Linked DNA regions of Homo sapiens: region 2 is linked to region 1. The links are chromatin loops, found by intact Hi-C in ENCODE. Cell type or tissue: dorsolateral prefrontal cortex. All regions are shown on one strand. Links, peaks and the distances in the headings refer to the core of each region. The heading gives the core; the rest is flanking DNA. Region 1 holds the start of ATP6V1G1 (ATPase H+ transporting V1 subunit G1). Region 2 has its middle 9.6 kb from the start of WHRN.

Evidence for each region. Hi-C counts contacts between places; a loop is a spot of excess contacts. Peaks named below come from ENCODE experiments on the same cell type or tissue, not always from the same donor. Only the 100,000 strongest peaks of a DNase experiment are listed, where the experiment ranks them.
Region 2: a loop joins it to region 1, with 4 times the contacts of the local background. A loop is called at or near these places in 36 of 110 quality-filtered maps.

Annotation. Positions count from the first base shown.
Region 1 is chr9:114,573,869-114,589,006 of GRCh38, forward strand. ATP6V1G1 (ATPase H+ transporting V1 subunit G1) reads left to right here and starts at 13,901. Exons shown (of 3, transcript NM_004888.4): 1 at 13,901-14,052. The coding sequence starts at 13,971. RefSeq lists enhancers at 9,344-9,848, 12,360-13,179, 13,180-13,998, 13,637-13,716, 13,827-14,336. In dorsolateral prefrontal cortex, for the core only: CTCF peaks have their summits at 13,744 and 13,947; DNase peaks (open chromatin) are centred at 12,958 and 13,853; H3K4me3 peaks cover 2,074 bases; H3K27ac peaks cover 2,036 bases.
Region 2 is chr9:114,507,082-114,523,095 of GRCh38, forward strand. No RefSeq gene overlaps it. Among named protein-coding and RNA genes, the nearest start is that of WHRN, 9.6 kb to the left of the region's middle. RefSeq lists a silencer at 6,800-7,001 and an enhancer at 11,514-11,683. In dorsolateral prefrontal cortex, for the core only: no CTCF peak of the experiment used is centred there; no DNase peak of the experiment used is centred there; H3K27ac peaks cover 372 bases.

The DNA.
Region 1 (15,138 bases), core at 12,639-15,138:
AAGTGTATTTCTTCAGACAGAATATTTGAATTTTATGTGTAACAAAAAAAAAGTGGGTTTTAGTTCTTTCTGAGCCTTGATATTTTTAAGGAATTGTTTAAGATTTGATGGGTTTTTTTTTTTTTTGGTGTGTAGATAGTTCCATGATGCTTGAATTGCACACACCTCTACATGTGCAATGCAAAAGCTTGTTTATATTTCATACTGTTTATACTTTGAGAAAAAAATTAAAAGAAAACCTGTGATATTTGAAGGGGGGAAGTGACCAAGTAAAGGATAAATTTTTAAAAATAGACTTATGAGGGCCAGATGCGGTGGCTCATGCCTGTAACCCCAGCACTTTGGGAGGCCGAGGTGGGCAAATCACGAAGTCAAGAGATCGAGACCAGCCTGATCAACATGGTGAAACCCCGTCTCTACTAAAAATATAAAAATTAGGTGGGCATGGTGGCGGGCACTTGCAATCCCAGCTACTCGGGAGGCTGAGGCAGGAGAATTGTTTGAACCTGGGAAGCAGAGGTTGCAGCGAGCCAAGATTGCTCCACTGCACTCCAGCCTGGGTGACAGAGAGAGACTGCCTCAAAAAAAAAAAAAAGAGACAAAATGCATAGGAAAATTAAGGATAAGATTTTATTAAGGCTATTGCAATAGGGAGAGCCATCTAGATGTGAAGATCAAAGTATTCTGGCAAAGTAGCTTTGCCTTAGACCTTTATAGTTAGGAATGGGCAAGTCACAGTTGCATAAGGAACAGTTAGAATGGTTTTGCAATCAGGGGAAGTCTCTACCAGCTGAACAGAAAATGTTTACTTTTGTCTCTAGTTTCAGGGGGACAGGCAATTCTAATCTTAATTGCTCATGAAAAAAGGAACTCGAAGTTGAAGGGTCTGCATTTGACCTTGTCACAAATACCTGGAAGTCATCTGTGAATCCTATAGAAGGGAGTCTTATCTAAATTAGTGGAGCCTGGAGCAGTGGCTCACACCTGTAATCCCAGCACTTTGGTAGTTCCAAGGTGGGCAAATCACCTGAGGTCAGGAGTTTGAGACCAGCTTGGCCAGCATGGTGAAACCACATCTCTACTAAAAATACAAAAATTAGCTGGGCATGGTGGCACACACCTGTAATCCCAGCTATTCAGAAGGCTGAGGCAGGAGAATCGCTTCAACCCAGGAAGCAGAGGTTGCAGGTTGCAGCCAGCCGAGATCGCTCCACTGCACTCCAGGCTGGGTGACAAGAGTGAAACTCCATCTCAAAAAAAAAAAAAAAAAAAAAGAGAGACCTCCATCTCTACAAAAAATTAAAAAGTTAGCCAGGTGTCCCAGCTACTTGGGGGCAGAGGTGGGAGGATTACTTGATCCTGGGAGGTAGAGCCTACAGTGAGCTATGAATGCACCACTGCACTCCAGCCTGGGCAACAAAGTGAGACCCTGTCTCAAAACAAAAACAAAAACAAAAAACAAACATAGAAGAAAAAGAAATAATTAATTAATTAATTAATGGGAGGAGCCAGTGGTTCTTACAGGTAAGCAATTTCCAGGAACACAAAAGGATGAGGGGAGTGTGAAAAACAAAAGGTTGGGAGATGTCTTAACTCTTGCCGTTTTCCAGGAGCATAGGGCTTAGGTAAAGTTCAACGTTGTTAATCTCATGAAAAAAGTGTGAAAATTAAACAAAAAGGGGCACACACACATAGGCTCTGGCTCCCTGCATCGGAGATGCCAGAAAGAGCAATCTCTTAAAAGGCATTCCTGCCATTCTCCTGCTGCCCTCCCATTGCTTGCTTGCTTGCTTGATTTATTTACTTTATTTATTTATTTGTTTATGATGGAGCCTCACTCTGTTGCCCAGTCTGGAGTGCGTGGCACTATCTTGGCTCACTGCAACCTCCACCTCTCGGGTTCAAGCAATTCTCCTGCCTTGGCTTCCTAAGCAGCTGGGATTACAGGCGCCTGCCACCATACCCAGCTAATTTTTGTATTTTTAGTAGAGACATATTTCATCATATTGGCCAGGCTGGTCTCACCTCCTGACTTCAGGTATCTGCCCACCTCAGCCTCCCAAAGTGTTGTGATTAGCAGTGTGAGCCACTGCACCTGGCCCCCATTGCTTTGAGATAAAGGCCAAAGTCCTTAGCAAGGCCTCCAGGCCCCACTGAGCTGGCCCCTGCCTACTTCTCCGGCCTCACCTCAGGGCCTTCTTCCCCTCTGTCTGTGCACTCCAGCTTCACTGCTCTTTCTGGAACACTCCATTCTCTCTTTTGCCTCAGGGCTTTTACTCAAGTTGTTCTTTCTGCCTCAAAAGCTCTCCAACCCTCCTAACCTCAAACCCTACCCCAATGTGGACACCTCAAGCTTGGTTAGTTACCTCTTCCTCATTCTTCAGTCTATATTGTCACCTGAAGAGTGATGAGGGTCACAAATTTCGAAGGCAGGGTTCTATTTCTCATAAAGGGTTGCAGCCTGCAAGTTGGGCCATTCTTTTTTTTTCTTTTTGTGACGGAGTTTCGTGCTTGTTGCCCAGGCTGGAGTGCAGTGGGGCAATGGGGCGATCTCAGCTCACTGCAACCTGTGCCTCCCAGGTTCAAGCGATTCTCCTGCCTCAGCCTCCCCAGTAGCTGGGATTACAGGCACCCGCCACCACGCCTGGCTAATTTTTGTATTTTTAGTAGAGACGAAGTTTCACCATGTTGGCCAGGCTGGTCTCGAACTCCTAACCTCAGGTGATCCACAAGGTGGCCATTCTGACAGGTTGGGAAGCATAGCCTGTGACAGAAGATGGGGAACAGGAGCTTCAAGAATGGGAAGTGTAGAGGCCGGTGCAGTGGCTCACGCCTGTAATCCCAGCACTTTGGGAGGCTGAGGCGGGTGGATCACGGGGTCAAGAGATCGAGACCCTCCTGGCCAACATGGTGAAACGCTGTCTCTATTAAAAAATACAAAAATTAGCTGGGCATAGTGGTGCATGCCTGTAGTCCCAGCTACTCAAGAGGCTGAGGCAGGAGAATCGCTTGAATCCAGGAGGCAGAGGTTGCAGTGAGCTGAGATCATACCATTGCATGCCAGCCTGGTGACAGACCGTGACTCTGTCTTCAAAAAAAAAAAGAATGGGAAGTGTAAAACAGAAATTTATGCTGAGCTGGTTGGCTGAGTATACATACGCAGTAAGCTATAGAAGGACTCATGAATATTTATGAAACAAGAAACATGCACATGTACAATTGAACTTCATGCCTCTTCATGGGTTGCATGTTCCAAAAACTGCGACATTAGCATGATCTGAGGGAGGTGTTTTCAGCCCTCTGATGTCAAAAGGTGAAGCAGAGGACACAGAGCTCACTGTCCCTCACTGCAGCCTCTATACCCTGCCCAGAACTGCTCTATGGTTGGTGACCTCTTAACAGGAAGGAGTGCTGGTCAGTTGCTGTGTGGAAACTGCAAAAGAGACGGGGAGTCTGGTCACGGCCTCAGGTGATTGACTAGAGGTGATAAAGGAATGAATTCTTTGTTTCTTGTTTCCTTTTTTTCTGTATTAATGTTATTTTTAAAATTTTTCTGTAGAGACAGGATCTCACTATGTTGCCCAGGCTGGTCATGAACTCCTGAGCTCAAGCAATCCTCCCAGCTAAGCCTCCCAAAGTGCTGAGATTACAGGTGTGAGCCACCACGCCTCATCTGTTTCTTGTTTTCTAGAGCTGCTCTCTGCTTATTCCTTAGGAAAGAATTCTGGCTGAGGTTAGTAAGGAAGGGGCCTCCTGAGGTGTGTCTGACCTCCTGTCCCAACATGACTGGGAGCTCAGCATTTAAAGATTTTCTGGGATCCGGTTGGCCAAGAGGGGGCCCATTCAGTTGGCTGGGAGGTTTAGGATTTTATTTTTATTTCTCATGATCAAGTTACTTTGTTAAAAAACCCTTGGATATCAAAATTCTGTTTTCTAGAGTAGCATCAACAGAAATATAATGCATACCACATGAGTAGTAATAAATTTTCCTGTTGGGCACATTTTTAAAAGTAAAGAGAAAAAGTAAAATAGATTTTTTTTGTTTTAACAATGTTTTATTTTTAATTGTAGTAAAATATAATATAAAAGTTATCATCCTGACCATTTTTAAGTGTACAGTTCAGTAACATTAACTGCATTCATATAGTTGTGGGATTAAACTCCAGAACATTTTCATCTTACAGAACAGAAACTGTCTACATATTAAACAACCCCTGATTCCTTTCTTCCCTACTCCCCCATCACCCGCCTTGCTCCTGGCAACCACCATTCTACTTTCTGTCTCTATAAGTTTGACAATGCTAGGAACCTCTTATAAATGGATTAATACAGTATTTGTCCTTTTGTGACTGGCTCATTTCACTTAGCAGAATGTTCTATTGTATGCATATATGTATATATATGTAGCTATCGAGCGCTTGAAATATAATAAATATTATTATATACATATATTGTGTTTAAATGTTAAATATATTATTTACATAATATAAATATAATATTAAACAATATCTGTAATAATTTTTTTTTTTTTGAGACAGAGTCCTGCTCTGTCACCCAGGCTGGAGTGCAGTGGCACCATCTCAGCTCACTGTAACCTCCGCCTCCCGGGTTCAAGTGATTCTCTTGCCTCAGCCTCCTGAGTAGCTAGGATTACAGGCGCACACCACCATGCCCGGCTAATTTTTTTATATTTTCAGTAGAGATGGGGTTTTGCCATGTTGGCCAGGCTGGTCTCAAATGCCTGACCTCAGGTGATCCGCCTGCTTTGGCCTCCCAAAGTGCTGGGTTTACAGGCATGAGTCACTGCACCCAACCTAAGAGTTTAAATATCTTAAATTTAAATATCTTTAAATATCCTAAATAAATTAAACACTTCATTCCATAAAATAGAATAAGTGTTCCAATGAGCCGAGCAGAGTCTCCTGACCTCGTGATCCACCCACCTCGGACTTCCAAAGTGCTGGGATTACAGGTGTGAGCCACCGCGCCTGGCGGATTGGTCATTTCAAAGTTCTCCTCTGCAAGGCAGGCACAAGGAAACAGAACTATAGAGAAATAAGTGATTGTTTTTTAAATTTCCTTTTCCTGTTTTTTTTTTAATTTAAAAACAATTTTTAGACTTCTACTTTTTATTTTATTTTTTTAGAGAGACAGAGTTTTGCTCTGTTGCTCAGGCTAGAGTGCAAGACTGGAGGCAAGACTGGGCTAAAATCCAGCCCATACTGTGACCATTTGGCCCAGAAGGTGCATCTTTTTAAATTTTTTTTTTTTTGAGACGGAGTCTTGCTCTGTCGCCCAGGCTGGAGGCCAGTGGCGCGATCTCGGCTCACTGCAAGCTCCGCCTACCAGGTTCACGCCATTCTCCTGCCTCAGCCTCCCGAGTAGCTGGGACTACAGGTGCCCGCCACCACGTCTGGCTAATTTTTTCTATTTTTAGTAGAGATGGGATTTCACTGTGTTAGCTAGGATGGTCTCGATCTCCTGACCTCGTGATCCATTTTAATTTTTTAATTTTAAAAAATTTTTGAGACAGAATCTTGCTCTGTCACCCAGGCTGGGGCACAGTGGCATTATTTCCGCTCACCGCAACCTCCGCCTCCCAGATTGAAGTGATTCTCGTGCCTCAGCCTCCCAAGTAGCTGGGATTGCAGGTGTGCACCACCACACCTGGCTAATTTTTGTATTTTTAGTAGAGATGTGTTTTGCCATGTTGGCCAGGCTGGTCTCAAATTCCTGAGCTCAAGCGATCCTCTTGCCTCGTCCTCCCAAAGTGCTGGGATTGCAAGTGTGAGCCACCACACCCAGCCACAATTACCTCTTGAAGCCACTTGCTACATAGTCTCTAGATCAACTGATGCCAAGTAGTCACCAAATGCCATATGCTGGATGCCATATCCCATACCCTATAGCTCAACGATGTCTAGCTGTTATAGTAGCTAGTCAGGCACACATGAGAAGACTAGACTGCAGTGGCTCGATCATATGGTAAACTATATATATACATAGCCATTCTTTTGGTCTAAGCTTCTGTACTAGGCCCCAGCAGACCAGACTAAAAATCAAAATGGAATCACTCAGGCTGAGGTTTCCATGCCACCAAACCAAAACTAATTTGTTATCTGACCTTCCCATAAATCAAGAGAGAGATAACAGCCTAACTTCCTGAACAGGCCAGTTTCAATTGGCATGATAATGAAGTTCTCTCTGCTTTAATCCTTAACAAAAAAGTAAACTGAGGTAAACTGATGTTAACCAATCACTTGGTTGGGCATGGTGGCTCATGCCTGTATCCCAGCACTTTGGGAGGCCAAGGCAGGTAGATCCCTTGTGTCCAGGAGTTTGAGACCAGCCTGGGCAATATGACAAAAGTACGTCTCTACAAAAAATACAAAAATTAGCTGGGTGTGGTGGTGCACACCTGTAGTTCCAGCTAATCAGGAAGTTAAGGTGGGAAGATGGCTTAAGCCCAGGTGGTCAAAGCTGCAGTGAGCCAAGATCACGCCACTTGTCACACCTAGTGCCAGGGAAAGGCAGTCTCCCAGTAGTTAGAAAAACCAGATACTAGTGATGAACAGCCTTCCAAGTTGGGTGAGTGGGCTCAGACATTCACACTAAGAGGCAAAATGGCAGAGTTTAACTGGTATATGACCTTCTAAGAGTATTTGACTAAGGGAAGAATGCCTCAAGTGAGCATGCATATAACTCCCGTAAACACGCTGCGCACGCAGCCCCTCTGAAATGCTGGCAGGCCACTGTACATGCGGACAGCCCACTCCAAGGGAAGAAGAATCAGGAGAGAAGTAATGCAAGACCCCAGAAAAATGCCAACATATAAAACCTCAAGTCAAAGGTCAAACTACACATTTGATCTCTCAAGTCACCCACTTGGCCCTCTTCCAAGTGGACTTTCCTTCCTTTCATTCCCACTCTAAAGCTTTTTAATAAACTTTCACTCCTGCTCTAAAACTTGCCTCAGTCTCTCACTTTGCCTTATGCCCCTGGGTCAAATTCTTTCTTCTGATGAGGCAAGAATTGAGGTTGCTGCAGAACCCTACAGATTCACTGATTCACCGCTACTAACATAGCCAGTTGCTAACCAATGTCATCTCTGTAAACCAGTGAGAATTCCTGTCAAACAACTTTGCATCAGCCCACTTCTTGCTTTTAAAACCCTGTTTAATAACAAAGGCCAAACAAAGCACTCTCCCAGTCAACTTGGAAGTGTGTCCTGGGCTGGAGTCCTCAAACTCTGCCCAAATAAATTCTCTGTATTAATTTTGCCTTAGTTTCTTTCTTTAGGTGGACAGGATGTTGAGAATTAATGGATGTTGAGAATTAATGCATAGCTAACCCTTCCTCTCCCTTGATTTATATGGAAGATAATTACTGTTAAGTAAAAATTATAGACGAGCCAGTCATGGTGGCTCACCACTGCAATCCCAGCTCTTTGGGAGGCCGAGGCGAGAGGATCGCTTGAGCCCAGGAGTTCAAGACCAGCCTGGCCAACATGGCAAAACCCGTCTCTACTAAAAATACAAAAATTAGCCAGATGTGATGGTTTACACTTGTAATCCCAGCTACTTGGGAGGCTAAGGCATGAGAATTGCTTGAATCTGTGAGGTGGAGGTTGCAGTGAGCAGAGATCACGCCACAGCACTCCAGCCTGGGTGACAGAGCAAGACTCTGTCTTAAAAATTAAAAAATAAATAAATTAATTTAAAAAATAAAATTAAAAAGATGCTCCTTCTGGGTCAAATGGTCCGGGTATGGGCTGGAATTTAGCCCAGTCTTGCCTCCTTATGCAGTAAACAGCCTATCCCACCATTTGCAGTGGCACTGCAGAGTCTCTGGAAGGAGTCCCCTTGTCTAAGGTGACCTTTCATTGACCAGATACACTAGGTCATTTCTTATCTTCTGTGGTGAAGTCCCCAAAAGCCAGTGGGAACTCGACCCCTGCTGGTGTCCAGGTTTTGTCACTGTCATGAGAAGGAATTCAAGGACTAGCAGAAAAATAGTGAAAGTACTGAGATTTATTGCAAAGTGCAGAGTACACACTCAAGAAAGGGAGGTGCAGGTGTTCTCAAGACAGAGAGCTATGCCATCGGGTTTGGGGTTTCTATCTTTATGGGTTTCCTTAGCCAAGGGGCAGAATATTCATGAAGGTTCCTGGAAAAAGGTGAAGATTTCTCAGAACTGTTGCTGCCCATTTTTTTTTTTTTTTTTTTTGAGACGGAGTCTCGCTCTGTCACCCAGGCTGGAGTGTAGTGGCGCGATCTCGTCTCACTGCAAGCTCCGCCTCCCGGGTTCACGCCATTCTCCTGCCTCAGCCTCCCGAGTAGCTGGGACTACAGGCGCCTGCCACCACGCCCGGCTAATGTTTTGTATTTTTAGTAGAGACGGGGTTTCACCATTCACAGGATGGTCTCGATCTCCTGACCTTGTGATCCCCCCACCTCGGCCTCCCAAAGTGCTGGGATTACAGGCATGAGCCACCGCGCCCAGCCTTGTTGCCGCCCATTTTTACACCAAATATGGGTGTTCCTGGGACTGTCCAGGTGCTGGTGGGTGTATGATTTGGTATGTTAATGAGCGTATAATGAGGTCCTAGGAGAAACCTAGGTCAAATTCAGCCCCAGATTGGGTCCAGTCGAACTTAGCCAGCTTGGCCTATACTCTGATTTTTCAGGGTTTTATCAACCCCTAGCTTATGCATCCATTTCAAAAGTTGCCTTTTATTAGTCATATGAATCTGCTGCCTAGAATTTTCCTTTTTTTTTTTTTTGAGACTGAGTCTTACTCTTTTGCCCAGGCTAGAGTGCACTGGCATGATCTCGGCTCACTGCAACCTCCGTCTCCCAGATTCAAGTGATTCTCTTGCCTCGCCCCACTAGTAGCTGGGATTACGGGCACATGCCACCATGCCCAGCTAATTTTTGTATTTTTAGTAGAGACGAGGTTTCGCTATGTTGGCCAGGCTGGCCTCGAACACCTGACCTCAGTTTATCCACCCTCCTCGGCCTCCCAAAGTGCTGGGATTACAGGCATGAACCACCGTCCCCAGCCTGCCTAGAATCTTCTATTCTCCTGCCACTGCCCTGTATTATTCTTGTGTCAACATGGGGTCCAGATATCTAAATTCTTGTGAGCAGTGAGTACATTGTAAGCTAGTTACATGTGTTAACTGATTTAATCCTCACAATAACATTATTATACTATTATTAGCTTCATTTTTTTTTTTTTTGAGACAGGGTCTCACTTTGTCACCCAGGCTAGAGTACAATGGCGTGATCACAGCTCACTGCAGCCCTCAACTCCTAGGCTCAAGCAATCCTTCTGCCTCAGCCTCTGGAGTACCTGGGACCACAGGCATGTGCCACCATGCCTGGCTAATTTTTTGAATTTTTTGTAGAGAAGAGGTCTCACTATGTTGCCCAGGCTGGTCTTAAACTTCTGGGCTCAAGCTATCCACCCACCTTGGCCGGCTAACTTCATTTTTAACATACGAGGAGTTGAACCCACAGAGTGGTTCCATTTGCTAAATTACAGGGCTAGGGATTTGAACTCGGGCCACCTGGCTTTCTTACCCAAGGTAGTGAGAGGCTCCACCTACCTTAGTTCTAGCTGAGCTGGGGTGTGTGAAGAACACCCTTGCTGCTTCTCCTTGTTTCCAGCCTGTGTTTGAATAACTACTTCTCAGAATGGAAACACTCCTTTCTTTGATATGCTAATACATTCCTTGGTCAGGGCAGCAAGGCCTGAGATCCACTCTGTTTCCTTCAGACGACTGTCTGAATCTACCCTACTGGCTCAAAACTTTCTCTCAGAGGGCAATGGCTTCACCTTTATTTCCTAGTTATTGTGGGACACCTCCCCAGGGTACATGAGTTCTGACAACAAACACCCACTCAGATCATCGGAAAATCCAAACCAGTCTAAAAATTTCAGAGGCGGGATTGTCTGATTTTTTTCTCTTTACACAATAAACTTTTGAAATGCTACAAGCAAAAAGAATTCTGGAATTTGTAGATATTTAGATGGTTTGAGGGACTGGACTGTTAGAGGAACCCTAATGTGAAGGCTTTTGTTAAGTGGAGCACCACATTTGTAATTCAAACAATCACCCCCTAGCCAGATAAAAATAACAGCTTCCATTTCCTGGCTCTTACTGCAGACTAGAAATTGCAAGGGCTTTACATCTGTCATCATCTCTCTCTAATAACACCTTTATAGAGGTATAATTCACATACTGTACTTTTAAAGTATGCAATTCAGTGTTGCTTTTTTTTTTTTTTTCTTTGGAGAAGGAGTTTCGCTCTTGTTGCCCAGGCTGGAGTGCAATGGTGTGATCTCGGCTCACTGCAACCTCCGCCTCCCAGGTTAAAGCCATTCTCTTGCCTCAGCCTCCCAAGTAGCTGGGATTACAGGTATGCACCACCATGCCCACCTAATTTTGTATTTTTAGTAGAGATGGGGTTTCTCCATGTTGGTCAGGCTGATCTCAAACTCCCGACCTCAGGTGATCCACCCGACTCAGACTCCCAAGGTGCTGGGATTACAGGTGTGAGCCACCGTGCCCGGCCGGGTTTGTTTTTGTTTTTGTTTACTGTATATTCACAAGGGTATGAAACTGTCACCACTAATTCCAGAATGTTTCCATCACCCGAAAAAGAAAACCCATGCCAATTAGCAGTCACTCCCCCATTCCTCTCCCCTCAGCCCCTGGTTAACCACTAATCTATTTTCTGTGTCTATTTGCCTATTCTGGATTGTTCCTATAAACGGAACTGTATAATATGTAGTCTTTTGTGCCTGGCTTTTTTCATTTAGCATATTACCAAGTTTCATCCACGTTGTAGCTTTATTTCCTTTTTATAACCAAATACTATTCTATTGTATGAATATGCTACATTTTATCTACTCATCAGTAGATGGACATTTGGGTTGTTTCCAGTTTTGGGGTACCATCATCTCTTTTAATCTTCATGCCACCTCTAGAAGTGTGTATTGCTGTCTTCCATTGATTGACTGAGTGAACTGTGGTTTCTTTCTTTTGTTCTCCTTTTGTTTATACAGATGGGGCCTCCCTGCATTGCCCATGCTGGAGTGCAGTGGCCATTTACAGGGGCAATCATAGTGCACTACAGCCTCTAATTCCTGGCATCAAGGGATCCTTCTGCTTCAGCCTCCCGAGTAGCTGGGTCTACAGGCATGTGCCACCATGCCCAGCTAATTTTTGTATTGCTAGTAGAGATGGGGTTTCACCATGTTGGCCAGGCTGGTCTGGAACTCCTTACCTTGTGATCCACCCGCCTCAGCCTCCCAAAGTGCTAGGATTACAGGTGTGAGCCACCACGCCCAGCCTTTATTTCTTTATTAAAATGTACTTTAACTGGCTGGTCGGGGTGGCTCACACCTGTAATCCCAGCACTTTGGAAGGCCGAAGCTGGTGGATCACGAGGTCAGGAGTTTAAGACCAGCTTGGCCAAGATGGGGAAACCCCATCTCTACTAAAACTACAAAAAAAATTAGCCAGGCACAGTGGTAGGCACCTGTAATCCCAGGTACTCGAGAGGCTGAGGCAGGAGAATCGCTTGAACCCGGGAGGCGGAGGTTGCAGTGAGCCGAAATCGCGCCACTGCACTCCAGCCTGGGCTACAGAATATCTAAAGAAAAAAAAAAAAAGAAAAAAGAAAAAGAAATAAGGTACATTTGCAGAAGTATAATCACTAACTCTGTCAGATGTTATCTTATGTGTAAAAGAGGCAAGGATTAGTGTAATTTATCCTTTAAGGAATATAGTAACTCAGGCAGGAGACATGTGGGCCCATGTGCTCTATTCTGTTTTATCTTCAAAACTCTTTCCAGTCCTGTTTCTCACATCAGAAAAGGATAGAAATTCTGTTCTTTCCAACCCCACCACGTCAATCAAATGAAAATGTCCTGAGCCATGAATCCAGCTCCTGGAGTGAAGAATCTTTGTATCAAGAAAAATTCTGGCATTATTTTATGTTCTCAGCACTCAGTGGACTCTAAGAGGTCACCTGGTCCTTTCCTCAGCCCAGAGGATTCCGGCAGAAAAGCAGTAGCTCAGAGGTTTTACTCTGCAGCCCTGACTGGATTCAAATACCCTGTCTGTGTGTTAATAGGGGCATGACTTTTGGCTCAGAGACTTTGCGACTCTCTGAGCTTCAGTTTGGTCAATATAAAATGGAATTAGTAACAGTATCAAAGTTAATGTGAGGAGTGAGTGAAGCGATGACAAGGGCCCGTCATACTGTAAACTCAAACCATGGCTTCCTATTTCCCTATTCACGGTGGATGGGGAGATGTCTCCGTGCCAAGTTGACCCCCTCCCCAACTCCGCACACGCTGGTCCTTTTCCCCTAATCATCTCCCACCGCCTCCATCCCCCACTATCCTTTCCTGGGTAACTTCTTATTCTTCAGATCTTATTTTATTTTTTGAGAATTTTTATTATTTATTTACTTATTTATTTTTGAGATGGAGTCTGCTCTGTCACCCAGGCTGGAGTGTAGTGACACGATCTCGGCTCACTGCAACCTCAGCTCCCAGGTTCAGGCGATTCTCCTACCTCAGCCTCCTGAGTAGCTGGGATTACAGGCGCGCGCCACCATGCCCGGATTTTTGTATTTTTAGTAGAGACCAGGTTTCACCACATTGGTCAGGCTGGTCTCAAATTCCTGATCTCGTGATCCGCCGGCCTCAGCCTCCCAAAGTGCTGGGATTATAGGCGTGAGCCACCGCGATTGGCCTATTTTAATTTTTTAATTTTAATTTTTTTGAGACAGTCTTGCTCTGTCGCCCTGGCTGCAGTGCAGCGTCACGATCTCGGCTCACTGCAGCCTCCGCCTCCCGGGTTCAAGCGATTCTCGTGCCTCAGCCTACTGAGTAGCTGCGATTACAGGCGCGCGCCACCACGCCCGGCTAATTTTTGTATTTTTAGTAAAGACGGGGTTTCACCACGTCGGCCAGGCTGGTCTCGAACTCCTCACCTGAAGTGATCCACCCGCCTCGGCCTCTCAAAGTGCTGGGATTACAGGCTCGTGAGCCACTGCGCCTGGCCTTCAGATCTTAAACACCACTTCCTTGGTACAGCATTCAGAGACACCTCCATATTCCTCTCCCCTTACTAAAGGTTCCTTCTTACGGCACCCTGCATTTTTCCTTCATGACTTTATCACAGTTTGTAATTGTCTATTTATTTTAATTAATCTGTCTGTGTCCATAAACTGTGAGCTCCGCCGGGACCTTGTTTGCCCTGCTCTCTGCTATGTCCTCAATATCAACAGTGGACTAGGATCACAGCAGGCTTTCATCAAATATTTATGGGAAACAGTCCAGTCCATTCCTGAACTCGGGTTCAGAAAAGGATAGCGACCTGTCCAAAATCACACAGGTTAGCGGCAGACTTGATCCCGAGTCTCCTAACTGGCAACCCAAGACTCTATCCCCGGAACTGGCAAGAATCTTCCTGAACTACCCCGATAAAATTTTGAGTGCCAAAGAAAGTCCCAGAAAGGGAGTGAGTAGAGCAGTGTGGAGAGTAGGAGGAAAGTGATTTGACTTGGCCCCTCCTCTCTTGACGTTGAGCATACTGCAAACAGACACTATACGTGGCAGGGCGGCTACAGAGTGAACCAGCGACAGGGTAGCCATTAAAAGAGGCCAGGGAGCGGACAGAGGAGTAGAGGGCAGTACTGCGCAGTAGACTGCACAGGCGCAGTCGAGGAGCTCCGCTCCTTTCTCCTCAGCCCCGCCCCGCCCCATTTCTGCCGAATCACAGAAGTTCAAGAGCGGTCAGCTGATGCTACGCTGTGCGGTCACGTGACAACGGGGGCGAAGCGCAGGCGCAAGGAGCAAGCGCAGATTGTGGGCGGCTGTGTCAGCTGACCCAAGGGGCCTTCGAGGTGCCTTAGGCCGCTTGCCTTGCTCTCAGAATCGCTGCCGCCATGGCTAGTCAGTCTCAGGGGATTCAGCAGCTGCTGCAGGCCGAGAAGCGGGCAGCCGAGAAGGTGTCCGAGGCCCGCAAAAGTGAGTTTCAGGGTGGGGCTGCCCGGCGTGGCGCGAGTCGAAGAAAGACCGCTGGGCCTCAGGTGGTGGGTAGATTAGGCCCGAAAAACTGCGGGGTGCGGGCGTGCGTATAGTCGCGGAAGGTTGTGTGTTTCGAAGCTTTGAGGAGCTGAGGCTCTGGAAGGCTTGCGGATCGCCTGGAAGCCACGATGTGAGATGGTAAATTGGGCGTGGAAACAATAATGGGTTACCGTCCTTGGGGCCTGGAGGCATGTGAAATGGGCTCTCCAAACGGAGCTCTTTGTTCTTCTTCTCTCCCACTTAACCGCTCTGGGGTGGTCAGTCTCGGTGAAGGGAGCCAGCATCCACACAGTTGCTTGGTCTAGAAACCTGGAGTCCTGCTTGCCTCTTCTCCCTCCCTCATTTAGTCAGTCGCCAAGGCTTGCGTATCTTTCACTTTTTCCCCCATGTCTACTACCAGCGTCTTAGTCCAGGACACCAGTTTCTCTAAAGGTACTGTAGTTGTCTAAATCGTTGGCGTGTGTGCGTGTGTGTGTTTCTGATATGTGGCAAGCGCAGTGTGTGTGTGTTTCTAACATGTGGCAAGCGCAGTGTGTGTGTGTGTGTGTGTGTGTGTGTGTTTCTGTCTAATATGTGGCAAGCGCAGTGCCCAGTGCATCAGTTGTCTCCCCTAACGTGGCATTCAGTGTCGCAGTGAAGGAAGCAGGTATTGGGTCAGTTAATTAATTGCAGGAGAGATGAGGGCTGGAGTGGAGAAATGTAAGGTTGCTAAAGAATTTAACAGGTGAGTTTAATCTAGACTGGGGAGTGGAAGAACCCGTTCTGGTCCCCTCCAGTCAATCCATTCTCCTCTCTGCAATCAGTCATCCTTCTAAAATGCAAATATGTGACTTCCTGCTGGTAAGGAACAAAATAAATAAATAAGTGCAGATATGATTTCCCTACCGCCTTTGTAGTCAGACGTTTAGTTCCTGCAGAAGAAAGCTCAAATTCCTTAATGAAGTTGGGGAGGCTCTTGTGGGTCAGGCCTGGTGCTTTCCTCCAGCTATACTGAATCGTTGTGGTCCCTCAGAAGCAGCATGATGT
Region 2 (16,014 bases), core at 3,916-6,415, 76 kb before region 1:
AGGTTAAATTAATGCCCAATAAACATATTTAACAGTGTGTCTGAGGAAGATTTTTTAAAAAATAGCCAATTAGGCTACCTTTGGCCATCTGTCTTAAAGCTCTAATCTTAGCAGTTAATGGTGTCTATCCTTATTCCTCCTTTGTAACTGTTGTTGAAGCCTTTCATGCAACTAGACCAAGATGTTTAAGGAAAAAAAATCAATCTTCTCCACCCCAAAAATGTATTAATGACATACCTCAAAATGCCACCAAGCAGGGCTTAATTGTATGCAGTTCAGGTTTCCTGCTAATGTGTTTCATGCTCAGCTCTCACTTAGTTTGTTTTAATTATAATTACTGTGATTGGTTTGATAAATGCATCCCAGGAGCTAAGATCCCCAGTCCCAACATTTTATTTCTGTGCAAAGGATGTTTTCAAGAAGGTGTTTTGCTTTAGGCAGCAGAAACCAGGCTGCATGCAGTCTTAGTAGAAAAAGAAACACTTTCTTCTGCAAACATCAGAGACCGTCTGAAATGCTGTGCTGTTGTTTAATTTCATAGAGGACGGTTTGGGAGGGCAGATGATAGAAAAAGAAATCGTTGGAGTTTCTTCCATCCATCTTACATAACCACCTTAGTATCAGTTTGCACTGTGTCCCCTCAGGCAAGAGGCAGTGTGTAACTGTGCTCAAACCTCCAGAATCCTATTTCATGTATGAAGATGTTTGTCATTCAGAAATAAGCTCTTGGAAATAAATGCTTCAGCTTCTGAGGGCTGCACTGCAAGACCTGGGAGAAAAACCTGAGTACACAACTTGCCCTTGGTTGCATACTGCCCTCTTCAGAGGGAAAATATTATTCTCCCATGCATGCAGCAGGCTTCCGTTTGCTTTCTTCACCAAAGCCACTTTTAATTGTTCATTAACGCTCCCCAGCTCTGGCCAGTGAATGCCCTTCCCTTCCCTTAGGAATGTTCCTGGAAACTTGAACACACTGGAGCAGTTGAAAAGACAGAAGGAAGAAGAATAAATTGTGTTGGGCGTTTTTCTTTTTCTTTTTTTTTCTAGACGGTCTCATTCTGTCACCCAGGCTGCAGTACAGTGGCATGATCATGGCTCACTGCAGCCTCCACTACCAGGCACAGTATCCTCCCACCTCAGCCTCCTGGTTAGCTGGCACTGCAATGCCTGGCTAATTTTTTGTATTTTTCATGAAGACAGGATTTCACCATGTTGCCCAGGCTGGTCTCGAACTCCTGGGGTTAAGCAATCCATCCACCTTGGCCTCCCAGGGTGCTGGAATTACAGATGTAAGTCACCACAGCAGGCCAGTGGTTTAGTTCCTATGTGTTGATTTTAACCAAGAAGTTGAGCTGCACTCTGGATACCAGGCAGAAAACCATTATTCCAGTCTCAGAGCTTCCCTTTAACTAGTTGTGTGACCCCACAGCAAGTGGCTTCACCTTTCATTTGTAAAATAAGGCTCCCAAACGTCCTGCCTCCCCAACATCCTGCCTCCCCAGAAGACAACTGCAACCTGTATGTTTCATGTTCTGTGCAGCAAATGAAAACATGTTGCAACTCATGGAGTAACATAGAGTTATTTTCCCTCTTTGTTATGTCAATCTTAAAAAGTCTTTTGCTAATAAATATTTCATAGTCATTGGAAGTGTCTCTCCTTTCCCTTTATCTGCTGGAATGTACCTTTAAAAGCAATGGAGATGAATTTGAGGTGCCTTTGCCATGGGACATACAGAAAAATAAAGCTAATGTTTATTGAGTGTCAAACTGTTTTAGACGCTTGTATTTTAACTCATTGTGTCCTCCCACTACTCTGTAAGGGAGATACCATCATCATCACCACCATCATCATCATGCTCCTGGTGAAACAGACAGGACATTGAGACATAGGGAAGTAACCATACCCAAATTTACAGAAGTAGTGAATGGAAGAGTTGGGATTTGAACCCAAACAGTCTGGCCGCAGAGCTCCTACTTTGAACCCCTGTGCTGTGCGATCCCCCCAATGTTTGGCTCAGAAATGCTGAACTGTCTCAGTATCTCTGCTGGGGCTGGTATGAGGACCACATTTTCCCATGGATGGGAATGGTATGAGGGTCACTCTTTCTCTAGAAAATTTGGCTGGGAATATCAAAGGTTAAAAACAAGCTACATATGAACGATTCCTGTTTCATAAGCTGACATTTTGTGGTGGAAGGAATGAACAGGGGTTTAGTCAAGAAGATGTCACTGGGAGAGATGGAGAGGATCTGGGGATGCCTCAGGGTTCTTAGCCTGATAGCAGGAGGAAGAAGAGGCTCAAGGTTGTCTAATGCCGGGTGTCATAAGGAACCTTTTCCAGCTCTGGGATCCCTGGAGAAAGGATGTTAGCAACTGGAGTTATCACTTCTGCTCCAGGACCACAACCTTCCTCTTCCTTGCAATGTCAGTGGGAATGATATCAGCAACGAAAAGAGAAGCAGTCGCCTCTATGAGTAGTAGATAATGCAGACAATATTGATGGAAGTGCAGGGAGATAAAAGAAAGGCGAGAAAAAGAGAAAGCACAAAAATATCGGGAAAAGAGGAGAGATACCGGTATTTATCTTGGCCTAAGTGTAATCTCCTGAGTCTGTCTCATCATTATGGAGAATCGTATTATGTTTGTGCAAGAAAGGGAGTTAGAGCACAGAGTTGATCTCCAGGTTCAAATCCCATCTCTGCTATTCACAACCTTTGTGACCTTGGGCAAATCACGGAGGGCTTTTTTGTACCTGAATTCCCTTACCTCTAAAACAAGGACAGTTGTGCTGTCATCAGTGTTATTGCAAATATTGATTTTGCTCTTATATGGAAAGTGTTTTTCAATATGACTTGCACATACCAGGTGCTCCTACAATGCTTGACACACTTCTCAAAGCTCTTACCACACAAGAGCACCTCAAGGGCGAAGCCACAGCTCCTTTATCTCTCTGTGCCCAGTGTTCAGCCCAAGGATGAGCCCACAGTAGATCCTCAGCAAGTATTTGCTGAATGGTTCCTTAGACTCCTCCCTCTCCCATTCTTGTATTACATATGGGACGCTCAGGGGCCAGAGAAGGTTGCTGTCTTGCCCATAGCCCTGCCGGTAGCCAGTGGTGCCTGTCCCAGGCCTTTTCCTCCAGGAAAATGTGTTGAGTGATTGCAGAGGGCTAAGCACTTTATAGGCATTGTTTCTCTTAATCCCCAGAATCCTGTGAAAAGAATACTATTATTACCACCACTGTACAGATGAGGAAACTAAGTGTCCAAGCTATGAGTTGTTTCTCCAAAGTCTGCTCTCACTACATCTTATAGTAAGACAGGTGGAACTGATGCCAATTTCTCTTATACAGCTTTGGGGGAAATAGCAGACTATTATGATAGCAAAAATAAGTTGCAGGGAGCTGATTTGTGGGCTGGAAAGAGGCAGAGCAGTGGAAGCGACCTTATCAGGCATGTCGTGCTGTAATCCAATTGCTACGAAGTCTGTTAAGAGCGTCTTAAATCAGGGGATTAGGTATTGGTTACACTGGGACACTCACTCCAACACCAGCTCTGTTCTGATTAGAGAAGCCCCTAGCAAAATCATCCTTGCCATGTACACATCAGCATGGTTCACTGGGGCATCCATTCATGCATTCATTCCTTTCATTCATTCAGATGGTACTTAGGTCCCTCTGCTCTGCCAGACTACATTCTGGGGATTCAGCAGGAGCAAGACCGCCATGGTCCCTGCCCTCCTGGAGCTGATGGTCAGGAGCTGTCTCATTGTGTGCATCAAATGTGATGATGGGTGACTGGATGCAAGCCCTGTGAGGTGTGAGGTAAGGGTCCCAGGCAAGGCTTCCCAGCTGGCATCCTCTTATCTGAGCCTCAGCCTCCAACCCATTTCAGCATCAGAGCACTATGGTCAGTACTGCAGATGGACTTGGTTAAATAATCCCTGCTTATTAACCTTGGAGGAATCGAATAATCTCCCTGAGCCTCAGTTTTTTCATCTATTAAAAAAAAAAAAGAGCTTGGCCGGGTGTGCTGGCTCACGCCCGTAATCCCAGCACTTCGGGAAGCCAAGGCGGGTGGATCACCTGAGATTGGGAGTTCGAGACCAGCCTGACCAACATGGAGAAACCTCGTCTCTACTAAAAATACAAAAATTAGCCGGGTATAGTGGCACGTGCCTGTAATCCCAGCTACTCAGGAGGCCGAGGCAGGAGAATCACTTGAACCAGGAAGTCAGAGGTTGTAGTGAGCGGAGATCACGCCACTGCACTCCAGCCTGGCGACAGAGTGAGACTACTCCATCTCCCCACAAAAAAAAGAGCTTAAAGGGGGTGGATGGAAGGTTAATGAAGAGAACACACGTAAAGCACATTGCACAGTGGCTAGGAAGTGCTTAATGGAAACTTGGAAAAGGTGGGAACATGGAACAAGGGGCAGCTCTGGGCTGGTTATAAGAAGTATGGTACTTTGAGAAAATCGCTCCTTTGCTTTGCCTTTCTATATAGCTCCCATCAAACATTTTTTTAATAGTGAGATGTCTCACTTTCCATGGAATTGCCTCATTTTCTCACTGATCCTTAAGGAAGCTTTTTTCTTTGTTTTGTTTTTAACTTTAGCCTTCAGGGCATTATGAAAATGTAATGCTGTTCTCGGACCCTCTGTATAGTGTTGGTCAAGTTCATTCTCTCCAGCTTCAGCCTTCCCATTTGTACAATGAGGGGATTGGAGGTGGTGGTCTGCAGGCCTCTCTTGCTCTAAGGATTATGTTTTTGTTTCTATAGCAGAGGAAGAGGTAGGGGAAAGGAAGAAGAGGAGGACAGGAGGTGGGGGGTATGAAACGTTTTCTGGGAGTTCTGGGCTGAGACAAATTGAGAATTCTGTCCCTGGCTCCACAGCTGACTGATGACTCTTCCTTTGACTGGTTTGTGGCTCTTAATGTCTCTTTGTCTCTGGGTTTCAAATAGCAGCTAATGGTCCTAGCTGCCTTTCAGCCAGTTGGTGATTTTTGCTTTTGACTTTGACCATCTTCAAAGACACTCGACACACATTTTTATTACATTTACAGGGCCCGGCACGCCCAACTACTTGGCAAATTGTGTCAAAGAATCTATAACTGTTACGGAAGAATGCTTTCTGTCTGCATTCTTCTTCATTCTTTGGAAATATGATATTCTCATTGACCTTCTATGAAGGTCACAGTAAATGACGTTTCAACATCCTAAAATTATAGTCTTTTTTTCAAAGCCATGTGGAACCTTAAAGATCTATTCATCTTTTTCATTCGACAAACAGTTTATCAAGTGCCTACTGTGTGCCAGGCACTGTGTGTGGGCTGAAAAACTGAACTCTAGTCATTGTTCTTATGGCTCTCATCTAATTGGTAGTAACATATAAAGAATAATACTGGCTGTGTGCTGTAATAAAGTGTATTAGTAACCTGTTGCTATGTAACAAATTGTTACTCACTTGATTGCCTAAACAATATGCATTTATTACATCCTGGTTTCCATGAGTTAGGAGTCAGGGCAATCGTTAGCTGTTTCCTCTGCTCAGGATCTTGCAGGGCTGCAATCAAGGTGTTGGCAGGGCTCTGTTCTCATTTGAAATCTTCACATGGGGAGGATCCACTTCCACGCATGCAATCAATGGCAGAGTCCATCTCTGTGACAGTATGACTGAGGGCCCACCTTTTTCCTGGCGGTTGGCTGGAAGCCTCTCTCTATTTCAAGAAGTTACTCACGTTTCACCATGTGGTCCACCCACGTTAGTTGACACCTCGAAAACCACAAGGGGGTCTCTCTATCTGCTAAGATAATGCCTTGTACAACATATTGTAATCATACGAACAACATCCCATTGTTCTCATTGACCTTCTATGAAGGTCACAGTAAATGATGTTTCAACATCCTAAAAGTATAGTCTTTTTTTCAAAGCCAGGTGGAACCTTAAAGATCTATTCACCTTTTTCATTCAACAGTATATCAAGTGCCTACTATGTGCCAGGCACTGCGTGTGGGCTGAAAGAGCTGAACTCTACTCAGTCTACTTTATGTGGCAAAGATGCATAAAGTAACCTAAGCAAGGGAGGGCCATCCCATCACCTTTACTATATTCTATGGGTTAGAAGCCTGTCTGTCTACACTGAATGGGAGGAGAATACACATGCGTGTGACTCACTGGGCGGGGGGGGTCCCCTTAGGGTGTGTCCATCACACAGAAAATGTCAAAGTATAACAAGTGACCAGAGGAAGAAGCAACAGATTCTTCCAGGAGAGGTCAAAAAGACTTTCTGAAAGAGGGAACACTTGAAGGATGACACCTGAGTGAGTAAAGGGTCACCAGGTGGGCAAAGTGGGAAGGACACTCTAGGCAGAGGAACAGCGTGAGTGATGACACAGAAGCAAGAAAGAATGCAGTATGTTCAGGAAACGAAGGAAGTCCGGCATAACTGAACATAGCAAGTAAATGGCCGGAGATTTGGCTGTAGAGGAAGTGGATTATGACAGACATGGAATGCTGGGCTAAGCAATTTTGACCTTATTCTAAGAGCAACGGAGAACCATCAACTGGCAGGTGCAGGTTCTGATTTTTCCTGGAGGAGTATCAGGCACCTTCTCTAACAGCCCTGAAAGATTTATAGATGCACTTGGACTCCATAAAGATCCACAGTGACAGTAGCACTTCTTCAACAGCATGATAGACATCAGAGCTTGCTAAAAATATGTCTGAGCCACCACAGCGTACCAAACCACAGACTGTTTATGTAGGAAGGGGCTGTCAAAATCCATATAGGCCAATGACTGCCTTTTCTCCTCACTGCAGTTTGATGCAGTTTGGCAGATGTGGCAGGCATCAGAGTCACACTGCCGGGGGTTTAAATCCTGGTTCTGCCACTTGCCAGCTTGAAAGACCTTGAATGACTGACCCCTCTGGTTCTGTTTCCTCAGTCATTCAATGAAGGTAACAGAGGATGCAGTGAAGAGGAAATGCAGTTATATATGCCAAGCACTCATTTGGCATACAGTGTGTGTGTTAGTTTGCTAGGGCTGTGTATTAGTCTGTTCTTGCACTGCTATAAAGAAATACCTGAGACTGGGTGATTTATAAAGAAAAGCGATTTAATTGGCTCATGGTTTTACAGGCTGCCCAAGAAGCATACTGGCTTCTGCTTCTGGGGAGGCCTTGGGAAATTTACAATCATGGTGGACAGCAAAGGGGCAGCAGGCACATCTTACATGGCTGGAGCAGGAGGGAGAGAGAGGGGGAAGTTGCTACACATTTTTTTTTTTTTTTTGAGATGGAGTCTCACTCTGTTGCCCAGGCTGGAGTGCAGTGGCGTGATCTTGGCTCACTGCAACCTCCTTCTCCTGGGTTCAAGCAATTCTCCTGCCTCAGCTTCGTGAGTAGCTGGGACTACAGGCACACGCCGCCATGCCCGGCTAATTTTTTTTGTATTTCAGTAGAGACAGGGTTTCACCGTGTTGTCCAGGCTGGTCATGAACTTCTGAGCTCAGGCAATCTGCCCGCCTTGGCCTCCCAAAGTGCTGGGATTACAGGCATGAGCCACCGCACCTGGCCAGTGCTACACACTTTTTAACACCCAGATCTCATGAGAACTCTATCACCAGAACAGCACCAAAGAGATAGTACTAAACCATCTGCGAAGGATCCACCCGGATGATCCAATCACCTCCCACCAGGCCCCACCTCTAACATTGGGGATTCCAATTGAACATGAAGTTTGGGTGGGGACACAGATCCAAACCATATCAGGCTGCCGTAACAAAATACCATGGACTGGGTGACTTAAACAACAGACATTTATTTTCTCACAAATCTAGAATCTTGAAGTCCAAGATCAAGGTGTCAACAGGGTTGGTTTCTTCTGAGCCCTCTCTCCTTGGTTTGTAGACAGCCTTCTCCCTGTGTCTTCACATGGTCTTTTGCCTGTTTATGTGCCCATGTCTGTGTCCAAATTTTCTCTTCTTATAAGTCATATTGGATTAAGGCTCACCCTAAAACATCATAACTACCTCTTTAAAGGCCTTATCTCCAAATATAGTTACATTCTGAGGTCCTCAGGATTAGGACTTCCACATATGAATATGAGGTAAGGGAGGACATAATTCAGCCCATAATAGTATGTATATTCCCAACTAATGTTAGATGCTTCCTCCTCCAGCTCCAATTGGTGAAAATCTTTATGTCCCAATTCCAGGCACGACTTCTCAGGCTCTCCTATCCTAACTATTCTATGAGAACTAGTTTGTGTCATGAAAAACCTTCCATAAGGACGTGCATTTGTTCCTTGCTCTGTGCATGACAAAAAACAAAAAAACAAAAACAGCAACAACAGCCCTGGTGCTATCCTAACACTGTTGGAATGTGCCTAACGAGTCACTTGAATAACCTTTCTTTAATTTAATCCAATGGCAGTAATTTTCTGGAACACACCGTTACAAGGGAGCAGTATGATCTCCAGGGCTTTTTGTTGTCTAATTAAAAGGCACTGTAGCAAGAAGGAGTTTGCAGTTGCCTTTCAGAATCTGATTTTGGAGTTGGAGAAAATGAGGATTTTTTACTGGACTGTGAGGAGGTTAGGAAGGGTGGCCGGCCCAGGGAGACTGTGGAAGCTTTTGCTGGTCATGTGGCAAAGGCTTTGTGCCATTGTTTTTGCTTGTCAGAAAAAGCCAAGGTCACTCCACTGTCTGGGAGTCCTCTTTCCTTTTAGGTGATGGACAACGAAAGCCTGACCATGGGCTAAGAGCCTCACTGGCTGAGGAATTTCATGGGGCAGGGGTGGCTGCTGATCCATTTACAAAATTAACTCATTCATCAGCACTGTCTTACTGAACATTTATTAGGTGCTAATGGTGGGCATAAAGGTAAAAATAATTGACATTTATAAATATCTATAGATTACAGGTTCTTAATGTGGGGATCATGACTTCAGAGCACCTGTGACGTCTCAGAAATTGTGCACCGTATCTGTGCTTGTGTGCGTATCAATGTTTCATTTTTCTAAATTCTGTGGTCCATGACCAAAAACATTGAGACCTCCTTATTCTAAATAATACTTGCTTCAATTTACTGAGAGCTTACTTTATCAGATACATTATGTTCCTTTCTTCATTTAAGACTCATGTCAATTCTCCAAGAATTCCTGTATCATCCCCATTCAACAGATGAGGAAACTGAGGCTGGGAGGCTAAGCTTTTAAAAGGCAAAGCTTGGGTTTCATCCAGTCATACAACAAACTTTTATTGAATATCCCTGCTCTAGAGGAAGAGTTAGACAACTGCAATACAATGAGGTGGGTGCTCCAATAGAGGAAGGTAGATGGGGCACAGAGGGAGCACCTGACCCAATGTGGAGGTTGGAAGTCAGGAAAGCTTCCTGGAGGAGTGAATGCCTGCACTGAGTCTTAAGGAGAAGGCAGGTAAAATAGTTGGGAAGGGGACTCCGGAAGTGAAGACTAATTTGTGTCTGGGAGTGTGCCAGTTCAAGAAGGGAGAGAAACACAGAAACACAGATCTGACCAAGGTCTTCTTTTTTTTTTTTTTTTTTTTTTTTTTCAGAAACCTCATTCAACCAGTAAACCTCAGAAATGATATTCAGCCTCACTTGTGATCAGAGAGTTGCAAGTTAAAACAACATTGAGATACCATTTCGCACATACCAGATTGGCAAAATCAAAATAACTGACATTACCAAGTATTGGCAAGGTTGTGGTGCAAAAGGAATGTGCTTACAGGGCTGGTGGGAGTATAAATTGGCAGGACCACTGTGGAGAGCTGCTTGGCAGCATCTAGTAGGCTTGAAAAAATGCCAACTCTAGACCTGGTGGCTCCGTATCTTGGTATATTTCCTGGAGGAAACTCTTACACATTTGTACCAGACATGTGTCCGTTGGTTTCTGCTATGTAACAAACCATCCCAAAATGCACTGTCTAACCATCACCGGTTTAGCTCACACTTCTGTGAGTCAGCTGAGCTTTTTCATGGGTCTGCGGTCAGTTGGAGGCTCAGCTGGTAGCTGAATGATCTAGGAAGCCCTTACTCACTTGCCTGTCAGTTCGCTGGCAATTGGCTGGGGCTACGGGAGCAATTGGTCTACACATCCCTTGTCATCCAATTGATGTCACAATTAACACCTTTGCCTGGGAGATAGGAGATGCCTCGAATAAATGGGAGCTGAAATCACACTTTCTGCAGGATGAACTGATAACATGAATTAGAAAAACGCAGCCTTCAATTGCTTTTCTTTTCCTTGTAACAGTTTTATTGGAGTATTGTTCAAGTACCATACAATTTACTCACTTAAAGTGTATAGTTATATGGTTTTTGATATATTCCCAGTTGTGCAATCAATTCTAGAACATTTTCATCACCCCCAAAAGAAGCCCCATACCCTCTAGCCATCATCCCCCATAATCAACCCCCAGCCCTAAAATGCCACTTACTTACTGTGTCTAGAGATTTGCTTATTCTGGACATTTCATACAAATGGAGTGATTCAATATGTAGCCTTTTGTGACTGGCTTGTTTTTTTTGTTTTGTTTTGTTTTGTTTTTGTTTCTGTTTCTGTTTGTTTGTTTTGAGATGGAGTCTTGCTTTGTAGCCCAGGCTGGAGTGCAGTGGCATAATCTCAGCTCACTGTAAACTCTGCCTCTCAGATTCAAGCCACTCTCCTGCCTCAGCCTCCCATGTAGGTAGGATTACAGGCCCCTGCCACCACATCTGCTAATTTTTGAATTTTTTTATTAGAGATGGCTTTTCACCATGTTAGCCAGGCTGGTCTAGAACTCCTGACCTCAAGTGATCCCAAAGTGCTGGGATTACAGGTGTGAGTCACCGAGCCTGGTCTTTTCCTTTTTTTTTTTTTTTTTTTTTTTTGAGACAGGGTCTTGCTCTGTCACCCAGGCTGGAGCACAGTGGCACCATTATGGCTCACTAGCTCACTGTAGTCTCTACCTTCTGGGCTCAGGCAGTCCTCCCGCCTCAGCTCCTTGAGTGGCTGGGGCTACATGTGTGCACCACCACATTCAACTAATTTTTTTACTCTTAGTAGAGCCAAGGTCTTGCTATATTGCCCCGACTGGTCTTGAATTCCTGGGCTCAAGCAATCCTCCTGTCTTGGCCTCCCAAAGTGCTGGGATTACAGGTATGAGCCACTACATCTGGCTGTGACTGGCCTCTTTCACTTAGCATAATGTCTTCAAGATTCATGCATGTTGTAGTATGTATCAGAACTTGTTTCTTTTTCATGGCTGAATAATATTCCATCATATGTCTTTGCCACATTTTGTTTATTCATCAGTTGATGGACATTTGGGTTGTTTCCACCTTTTGGCTACTATGAATAATGCTGCTATGAATATTTATGTATATGTTCTTGTGCAGACAAATGTTTTCATTCCTCTTAGTTATATACCTAGGATTAGAACTGCTGAGCTGTTTAACCATTGATAACCATAGACACCTCTATGGTTAACCATTTGAAGAACTGCTAGACTGTTTTCCAAAAAGGCTGCAATAAGTCTTAGAGTTTATAGCCTTCAAGAGTCAACCTTTTGAGGCCTTTCAATCTAACATCTGCTTGTGTTACTTTCAGTTTCTTCCTTGTTGTTATTGATGGTTTCATTTCTTTGTCAGCTTTCTACCAACCAGCATTCAGATGCGATGTGGCTTCAGGCCCAGAAAACTCACAGTTTTGGGGCAGCTCTGTCTATTCCACCCTTTGGACTCTGAGGCCCTGACAAGATTGAGGAACTGCAGCTCCCTCGCCTGCACACTTTCGCTGGCTCATGGGGAATCTTTCTGTTCCCAGTTCCATTTCATTCCTGTTCCCTCTACTGTAGAGCCTTCCTTAGCTCCGCCCTCTCCTCCACCCAGCCAAGGGAGGGGGGTTCCTGGGGGTCATCCAACCAACTCTCCATTTCTTGCTGGGGACTCTGAGGCAAGATAGGGTGGTTGTGGTGTCCTAGGTTAGAAAATAAGTTGATGGCAGAATTTGACAGAATTCCAAGTTTCTTTTTTTCTTCTTATTATAGAAGTAATGTGTGCTTATTGTACAAAAATTTGAAAATAGATGTAAATAGATGCAAAAAGAATAAAAACACATTTTTTGGAAAAAGATCACCCCTAATTCCCCCCACTATAGAAAATAAATGCAAACGTTTTGGGTGTATAGCTTTTATTTATGTAATTATCCATTCATTTATTCAGTGTGATATTGTGATTTATAATAAGAAATATATTTTTTGGTCTTTGACCCCAATTCCTGACACAGAGCTGCTAATCCCTTGGAATTTCCTGGATGATAGAAGCATATTTTGTTCTAATGAGGCAGCTCTTAGTGGGTTCCTGAATGGAGGTGGTCGCCAGAAACATGAAACCGTGATTAGAAGCTCAGAACTTTCAGCCTCACACTGCCTACCCGTATCCCCCAGGAAGGGAAGAGGAGCTGGAGACTGAATTAATAATCTACCATGTGATAAAACTCCAAAAAATCCCTGAACTATGGGGTCCAGAAAGCTTCTAGGTTGCTGAACACAGGAAGGTTCTCAAAGGGTGTCAAGCCCACAGAAGACGTGGAAGCTCTGCACCCCTTTCCCACATACCTTGACTTGCGTACCTCTTCCTCCACTATTTGTCTATATCCTTTGTACCATCCAGTATAATAAACTGGTAAGCATAAATACATGTTTCCCTGAGTTCTGTGAGCTGCCCTGGCAAAGATCAAAACTAAGAAGGAGGTTGTAGGAACCTCCGATATACAGCTGGTTGGTCAGAAGCGCAGGTGATGGCGTGGACTTGTGATTGGTGTCTGAAGTGGGTGGCAGTCTTGTAAGACTGCACCCTTAACTTGTGGGGCTTGTGTTAACTCCAGGTAGATAGTGTCAGAATTTAATTGTATCGTACGACACCCAGCTGGTGTTGGAGAATCCGTCTGTGTGGGAAAAAAACTCACATATCTGGGGCCACAGAAGTGTTAACTGTGAGTATAAAGAAAAATTCATTTTTCCTATATACATTCAGTAAAGGTTTATTGGGTGTCTACCAATTGCTAAGTACTTTATCAAACCCTGGGGACTTTTTTTTTTTAATATACGTAGGTATGTAAATATATACATCTTTCCCTACAAAAATGGAATCATCATTATATAGATATTATATATAATTTGAATTTCTCTATCATACCAACAATATGTGGTCAGTCTTTTTCTATGGCAATGCAAATAAATCTACGTCATTCTTAATGACCATTTAGAATTTACCATGATTTCTTTAAGCAATCCTCTGTTATCAGACACTTCAATATTTTAACTTTCTCTTATTGTCAGCATAGCTATAATAAACAATCTTTTGTCTTCTTAACTCTTCAGATAAATTCATAGAGACATAGTAGCTGGCCAAAAGTATATTCTTTTCTAGAGGCTATTATTGATACTTTTTGCCAGCACCTATCAAAAAGACTTCATAGGTAGCGTCTCCCATCAGGAGTATGTAAGAATGCCTATTACCCACTCCTTGTGAACATTCTGCTAAGCCCTGGGGAACTTATTCTTTTTATTCTTTTCCAATTTGAAAAGCAAAAAAATTGGTTGTATGTGTTTCCTTGGGCTACTGTAACAAAGTATCACAAACTGTGTGCTGAAAAGAACAGAAAATGTATTCACAGTTCTGGAGGCTAGAATTCTAAACTCAAGGTATCAGCAGGGCCATCCTGCCTCTGAAACCTGCAGGGAAATCATTCTTGGTGTCCTTCTGGCTTCAGGTGTCTTCCTAGCTTCTGGTGGCTTGCTGGCAATCTTTCGTGTGCCTTGGCTTGCAGCTGCATTGCTCCAATCTCTGCCTTCATTGACATTCGGCTTTCTCCCTGAGTGTCTCTGTCTTCACATGGCCAGCTTCTTATTAGACACCCATTGGCCAGGCACGGTGGCTCATGCCTGTAATCCCAGCACTTCGGGAGGCAGAGGCAGGCAGATCACCCAAGGTCAGGAGTTCAAGCCCAGCCTGGCGTACATGGAGAAACTCTGTCTCTACTAAAAATACAAAAATTAGCTGGGTGTGGTGGCACATACCTATAATCCCAGCTACTTGGGAGGCTGAGGCAGGAGAATCGCTTGAACCCGGGAGGCAGAGGTTGCAGTGAGCCAAGATCAAGCCACTGCCCTCCAGCCTGGGTGATGAGAGTGAAACTCCTTCTCAAAAACAAAAAAACAAAAATCAACAAAAAATAAAAAACACGAAACCCATTTTGTTGGATTAGGGGCCAGTTCTACTCCAGTAGGACCTCATCTTAACTAACTGCATCTGCAATGACCTTATTTCCATATTTCCAAATAAGGTTACATTCTAATAAGATACTGGGGGTTCGGATGTCAACATACCTTTTTCTCTTTTTTTGGCAGAGGAAGACGCAATTCAATCCATAATATTGGTAATGCATGACTTTAACATTTGTTTTCTGTCCCAGCTACTCAGGAGGCTGAGGTGGGAGGATCATTTGAGCCCAGGACTTTGAGGCCAGCCTGGTAACGTAGCGAGACCTTGACTCTTTAAAAAAATGTTTTTTGATTCCTGAAAAGATTAAGCATTTTTCCATATATACCTTTGTTCATTTTTCTACAATAATCTTTGTCTTTATTTACTTTTAAGAACTCTTTACAAAATAAAAATATTCACAACTAAACCCTAGGCTCTTTTCCTCTTTTACTCAATCTCAAACACAGCAAAATGTGTCCAGACTTTGGAGTATTTTTAAATTGTCAGAGTATAGCTTGCCTTGGGTGCTGCTCTCTGCCTACTGGCATGGGGAGAGAATCCTCTTCTTATGGCCCCAGCTGGGGAATGTGACATTTGTGACTTCTGTATTAATCAAAATAGGCTAGATTATGCCACATTAAAAAAATGACCCCAGAAATCTTGGTGAGTCACAGCACAAATATTTATTTCTCACTCAGACCACATGTTCACTGCAGGTTGGCTAAGACCCTGCCCTGCACCATTACTCCAAGACCCAGGCTCCTATTGGAGCTCCCATCTGGGACATTAGCATCAGGAAAACAGAAACTATACTGTGACTTTAACAGAGAGAATTTAATATAGGAAATTGTTTTCATGAGCACTAGAGGAATGAAAAGTCAACAGAGAACAGTGAGGGAACACTAAGAGTTAACTGCAGGAAGGAAAGACCAATCCTAAGCAAAGGCCACCCCTAGATTTGGGGGAATGAAGGGAATAAATTGGGATTATCAGAACCTAGCGACTTAGAGGCAGGGCTGGCCACACAGAGCTGGTACCCAGATCTCTGAAGAGGTGGAGCTGCTCAACTGGTCTCACAGGAGGTGCAATAAGGCTGGCTTTGGGAGGGCTGGGAACTGGAACCAACTACTAGTGCCAGGAGCAAGGGCTGTTGCTATGGAGACACTGACAGGATCGGCAGGCAAACAGGAGTGAACAAGACCCTTCTCCCCTCTCCTTTGCTTGCAGCCTCTCCCCATGCTCACTGATGGCAAAACCAAAAGGAACATCAGACAAAAGAGCCTCAGCATGGCAGAGTAGAATATAGAAGAGTGGACAGAACTAGCTATATGGTGGAGGGAAGGGGAGTGTGATGAACCAGGCACTATTCAGCAAGTGTCATCAGAAGTGACACCATCCACATCCCCTTGGCCAGAATAAGTTAGGAGGCTAAGCCCTGTTGTCATTAGGCAGGAGAGTATTATCCTCCTCCATAAAGGGGCCTCTAATATTACGAATGGTAAATACAGAACGGTCTACCAAGATTTCAATTCGGCCCCCAGATTCAAACAGGCTTTCACCTGGTGAACATCTATCTGGTCAGCTGTAGTTGGAGCTTCCTCCTTTGGCCAGTGCCTGGTCAAAAGTACTCTAAGGTTTTGTCACTCAAAATATGGTCCAATAGCAGCCGCCTTACCTGGAATCTCTTGAGAAATGCAGATTCTCAACCCCACCCCAGATCTGCTGAATCAGAACCTGCATTTGA